Linked DNA regions of Mus musculus: region 2 is linked to region 1. Evidence: chromatin loops called from intact Hi-C (ENCODE). Cell type or tissue: left cerebral cortex. All regions are shown on one strand. Each heading gives the region's core, and the rest is flanking DNA. Links, peaks and the distances in the headings are about the cores only.

Region 1 (2,908 bases), core at 197-2,696:
AGGTCATGAACCGGGTGGGCGGATGGCGTCCGGGAGACTAGAATCTGCCACCGCCCCACTCGCACCAGTCCTCGGGTGTTTGGGGCCGCAATGGTCCTCTGGCTTTCCCCAGCCAGTCTTCTCGGGCTTCATCTGTGGGAGACTTTTCTGGCGCCCCCTCTCCCCCGAGAAAAGCTCAGCCAATGGACAGGTTGGTGCTGGCTGCGGGTTTTGGGAGGAAGGTGGGAGAAGCCTGGAGGAGAGAAGGGGAGGGAGGAGGGCGGAGGGAAGAGAGGAGGGTTCAGCGGTAGATCTAGCAAATGGCAAGCCGCCTTCCCTCCCCAAAGTGTAGAGCTGGAGCGCGGGGGAGCGCGGCGGCGCCTCCGCCACCAAACTCCTGGGGCTCCGCGGCGTTCGGAGCCACCTCCTGCCTAGCCCGGAGGGGCTCTCTTACCAGGCTGCAACCTCACTTTCCCGTTTTTCTTTTTCTTTAAAAAACACCCCCACCTCTCTTCTGCTCACAGCAGCTGGTGCATTCCCGGCTCTACTCTCCGGAGCTGCCCATCCCTCCGGCTGCGGGCGAGGACGCGCGCTCAGCCTTGGGCGAAGCAAAGAAGAAAAACTTGTCAGAGGGGTTTCTCCAGCCTCCACTAACCTCCTTCTCTCGGGAACACCAACCACCCGCCGGGGCCAGACCTAAGTCTGGGAAAGTTCCTCCGGTGCTCAGCGCCCTCTTGAATCTGGAACAGCACCGGCGCAGCCAGTGGAATTAGATCTGTTTTGAACCCAGTGGAGCGCGTCGCGGGCGCTCGGAAGTCACCGTCTGTGGGCGCCCGGGTGGCGCTGCCTGAGAGGACCCGGGAGTTTGCCGACCCTACTGCAAGTGACCTTTCCTCCCCTCACTTGGTTGATTGTGTCTCAGTTGGGGGCTGCGAGGGTGACAAGTTGCAGTGAGAGCTCCCGAAGTTCGGAGAGGGTTCAGCTGTCTCTCCTTCACTTCTGTTACCCGGAGTGAAATCCTAGCGAAACTGTCAGAGGCCTCCGGATCCCACCCAAGACTCACCAGCAGAGCTCGGCCGTGTCGCCCCATCCCCAGGGATAACCCCGGAGCCCAGGGTCTCAAGAAAAAATTCGTTGGGCAGGGGAGAGAGGTCGCGGCAGCGGCATGGCAAGGTTCCGGAGGGCCGACCTGGCCGCAGCAGGAGTTATGTTACTTTGTCACTTTTTAACAGACCGGTTCCAGTTCGCCCACGGGGAGCCTGGACACCATACCAATGGTAAGAAGTACTTTTCTCAATTGTTTTTGTGTGTGGCTGAAGATCCTTCCGGTGTCTTCGAACCTCCATCCTCATCTCACACCCACCCAAAGTATCTGCCCTTGGGAAACTTATCCTAGTTGTTTTTCTGGGAAACTTGAGTTTCTCGAATGGGGAAAGAGGTTTGCTTGATCAAAAGGTGTGGGAAACCAGGACTTCCCTGAAGCTATGATGCTTACTCCACCTGGGCGCCAGGGGGTGGTCCTGCCTAACCCCAAGTAGCCCAAAGAGGTCGGGGTGTGAGAGAGCCTGCTGCTGCGGATACCTCTCTGAATCTTGGTTACATCAGGTTGTTTCCCCTCTGGATTCTCATCCCTTGGAGCTCAGAGGCTCTTCCCTGTGCGCCGCGGAAGGGATGGATGGATGAACAATCTGATGACAGTCAGGGATGGCAGGTCGCCCCGTGCCAAGGGAAAACGCCTTGTGTCTGCACATCCCTCCTTCAGGCTATCCTCACTAGTTTTCTCATTGTGGGGTTACTAAGTGGATGCAGTAGAAGCAGCGGGGTTCAGGGATAGAGAAGAGGTGGAGAAGATGGGGACCAGTCGTGCCTATGAGGACAAGCCCTGGCCCCATTGTCCTCTGCCTGTCTGTTTCACAGACAGGCCCCAACATGCCAGCAGTTCCTCAGGGTTTCTTGACACTGTCCCTGGAGGAGAAGGGCCTCCAGATACTTGCAATTGGCCGCACCCTGTGCCCTGGTGATCTGTCTGGTTAGGTGTGTGGTAGTGAAGTGTCCTCCTACTGAGCAGGGACTGGCTAATCCAGCTTTCTCCCAAGACCACTCATTCCACTGTGACCCCACAGATTGCTCCCCATCTCTGCCCTTCAGCAAAGAAATGAACAGGCAGGTCAGTGAAACACTGGGGCAGGAATCTGTGAACTCTTGTAGACTCCCAGCAGGAGTGAGAGCAAAGAGCACTTGAAGAGAAAAAGAAAGGAAAACTTCCTGGTTAGGACAATCACTTTGGTTCTGTTTTGCTCTGTACACCTCTTTGTTTAATTCAAGAAAGACTGGTAAATGGTTCTTCAGAAAGTATGCATGTATACCCAGCTGTCAGCCTTCAAGGAGTCACAGAAAGAAGTCCGGGAGGTACACCTGGGGACTCCAGGTGAGAATAAGAGTTTACAAAAACCTTGAATAAAATGTTACCATCTTGAGACAAATAGGATAATCCAAGTCATGCGTGTACCTGAGTTGCAAATTTTAAGAGAGGAAAAAAATTACTTTCTTGGTGCTCCTATTTAAGGCTGGCTCCTATTTAAGTGTGTGTGTGTGTGTGTGTGTGTGTGTGTGTGTGTGTGTGTGTGTGTGTGCTGGGGACCAGCACATGAAGACCACAGGATAAAAGCTGAGATTAAAATTCTTGGATTTTTTTTGTCACCTCTGGTCATCCTCATCAATGAACATAAGTTCTTGGCTATTTATAATTTATATTAGCACACCATATTTCTGTTTATTTTCTTGGCACATTGCATTGGCTGAAAAAAATAACAGTTTTACTTTCTTCAGAAAGCAACACTTTAAAAGATGCAGTAGTCATCTCCATAAGCTTATTTGGAGTAAATGAATATGCAAAGCAATTTTGCAAAAAAGGAGGGGACATTCATCC
Region 2 (2,908 bases), core at 161-2,660, 1.3 Mb before region 1:
AAGTATTTAGTTTTTGAGCTACATTTAAGACGCTTATGCTCAGATTTTTCTATTTTCATTACATTTCTGACAAGCATTACATATATATGTATATATAATGTATTATATATATACATACATATATAGTCAATACACATGTACAGTATAAACAAGTTCCATTTTTTCCTAACATCAGTACATGCATCAGCATTTATTAGTTTAGGCAATATTCAACTGTATTTGTGAGCATCTATCATTTGTTTCAGTCAGAGTAAGTTTCTTTTCCTTCAGGTTAGCAAAACTTTCAAATTTCTAAATTCTAACCTGAAAAGGGCGTTAGAGAATCTTAAGTCGGCTTTTTAATAATGAGGCCAAAAGTAGAAATGATAAGTTTGCGCAACCACAAACTCATTCAAATTTGTAGTCCAACGGATGATCATTAAAGCTATGTTTGAACAGGATCAGTACAACTTTTCCTCTGTAGGAGAGGCTGGAGCTATGGTTTAGTATCAAGAAGTTGTTGTGATCTTGTACCCGAGTTTTCAAGTCTTCACTGTCCTTTGAAGTGTAGCACTAGCAGGGCATCTTTTTTTTGTTTGTTTTGTTTTTCGAGACAGGGTTTCTCTGTGTAGCCCTGGCTGTCCTGGAACTCACTCTGTAGAACAGGCTGGCCTTGAATTCAAGAAATCCGCGTGCTTCTGCCTCCCGAGTGCTGGGATTAAAGGTGTGCGCCACCACGCCCGGCCACTAGCAGGGCATCTTAAGCTATACTCATTTGTTTTATTTGGAATAGGTCATGGGACAGTTTACCTTGTTACAAGGTCAGGCTGGCAGGCTTCTTCTCTGGTTATGTGGGGCCCGCCAGGTGGCCTCAAGGACTAGTCTGGCCTATGAAGTTTCCAGTTTCAACTGGTAAGGATTTTGAGATTAACTACCACACCTAACGCTTGGCCAAACTGATGGCACTTTGATTTTAGAAACTTAACTGGACCCTGGCTACAGGCATTCCAGCACGCACGTCCCTATCAATTCCATTCAGAATTAAGAATCACGCTAGAATCCCAACACTGGGACAGGAACGGAAACCCACTCCTCCGCTTCAGTCAGAGGACCGCGCCAGCTGAGGTTCCTCAGGCGGTCAGCAGCGAGGGACGCGGTGGCCAGGCCTCGGGGATGACCGCTGCTCTGGACCTCAGTCCGCGTTTCTTCAGAGTGGCAGGAGAGGGAGCGCGCGCCGAGGAAATCCCCAGATCGGCCACACCCCGCCTCCGCAGACGCCAAGCCCGCCCACCATCCGCACACCGGAAGTGTACAGGGAGGACCCGCCACGTCCCAGGCGCCCGCTGACGTCAGCGCGCCGACGTCACGTGCCGACCTTCCGGCGATGGGTGGTCCCGGGCGTAGGTGGGGAGGCGGGGCGGGGGCGGGGCTCGTGGCCAGCCCAGGCTGTGCAGGGTAGGTGGGCGCAGACCGAGCGACTACGGGTCGGGGCTGGGCTCAGCGCGCTGCGAACAAAGGAGTCTGCGGCGGTTCCCGGCTCCGCGGAGGACCAAAGCTTCGCTGGACTCTTGAGGCTCCGCGGCTCCGGATCGGCTTCCCCTCGGTTCCACCGCGGGCGCCGCGGCACCTGCCGCCGAGTGCTGCCCAGGAAGTCTGTCCCGTCCGGGGCTCATGATGGGGCTGATCTTCGCTAAACTGTGGAGCCTTTTTTGTAACCAAGGTGAGGCCGGCGGGAGGGTGGACGCGGCGCTGGCAAGTCCAGATTGAGATCTGGATAGGGTTCGGGGTAGAACTCGGATCTGGGGACCCGGAGCCCGGGCAGGGGACGCACCCGATGGCCAGGAATCCCACGCGTGTGCAGCTTTTAGCCAACCAAGGTGAAAACATATTCCTGCAATCTGTTTGCGGGCCTTTCCGGTCTCAGCGAACCATCTTTTAGGTCTGATTAGCCCCAAGAAAGTGTCTCCCCGAGAACCCAAAACTTTCCGTTTGTTTAACACGAAACAGGAGTTTTGCACTGTTTACCTTCCTCTTGTCTATGCCAATGCACCTTCACGTTGTCTGACTTGGCTCTGATTTCTGTTCGTCAAGACTTAGAATGAGTGAGTATTCAGGTGCACGGGTTTCTGAAATTTTTACACATACACACAGCTTCCCCTCCTCCCCGTAGGCGTGAAAAAAAAAATCTAAATGCTCTCGGTTATGTGTAAGATGTTACGTGGCCGTAATTATTCTAGAACAGGTCATGAATTACCTAGAAGTTGTAAAACCTGTTCCGAGGCAGAATAAGCAATGCTGTCTTGAGAAGAGTCACTACTAGACAGAAAGGGGTCCAATGATAAAGTCTTCGTCTTTCTTGTAACAGAATGGTTTCTGAGTATTAAGACCAAATTTTGTTCCCATTTGTTTCATTTTGTAGGGCATGATTTATAAACTACTTTTGTTTTTATGAAGGTACCAAGTCTTTGCCATTATTAAGGTCCTTTGTTTTGTGGATTTAAACCGTGAAATCATTTTGAATGGCATTAATTCACTTGTTCTGAACGCTGATTTTTAAAAAGCCCCTTTCAAGCTTATGAATACATGCAAGCACACTGGCACATGTGTGTGTATGCAAGTACCACAGATAAATACTCCCTTTTAAGTGACTTTGGAGTGTCCAAACTGAAGCTCCCGGCGATGTTTCTCAGTAATGTCATGCACTATTTTTCAGCAACTTAACATTTTCTAATGATTGTAAAAGTACTATGTCAAGAACAATTTCAACATATAATTAAATATATATTGATTACACAATTAAATTTGTGTAAATAAAAATGAATTACGCAATATTACCTTTTATCAACCCCCCCCCCCCCACACACACACCTTAGCAATAAAAATGATCAGAGTGTTGGTTCTCCCTTTATAGTAGGTTATTGCTGCTATC

The links. A loop is a pair of places that touch in the nucleus more often than their neighbours do. Peaks named below come from ENCODE experiments on the same cell type or tissue, not always from the same donor. Only the 100,000 strongest peaks of a DNase experiment are listed, where the experiment ranks them.
Region 2: it touches region 1 in a loop (8-fold over the local background); 2 of 42 quality-filtered maps call a loop at or near these places.

What each region holds. Positions count from the first base shown.
Region 1 is chr2:16,355,982-16,358,889 of GRCm38, forward strand. Plxdc2 (plexin domain containing 2) reads left to right here and starts at 323. Exons shown (of 14, transcript NM_026162.6): 1 at 323-1,256. The coding sequence starts at 1,145. In left cerebral cortex, for the core only: a CTCF peak has its summit at 1,506; DNase peaks (open chromatin) are centred at 298, 1,627 and 2,175; H3K4me3 peaks cover 2,377 bases; H3K27ac peaks cover 2,229 bases.
Region 2 is chr2:15,053,876-15,056,783 of GRCm38, forward strand. It overlaps Arl5b (ADP-ribosylation factor-like 5B), which reads left to right and starts at 1,445. Exons shown (of 6, transcript NM_029466.5): 1 at 1,445-1,699. The coding sequence starts at 1,654. It also overlaps a transcript of Nsun6 not described here. In left cerebral cortex, for the core only: a CTCF peak has its summit at 1,201; DNase peaks (open chromatin) are centred at 1,306 and 2,100; H3K4me3 peaks cover 2,115 bases; H3K27ac peaks cover 1,646 bases.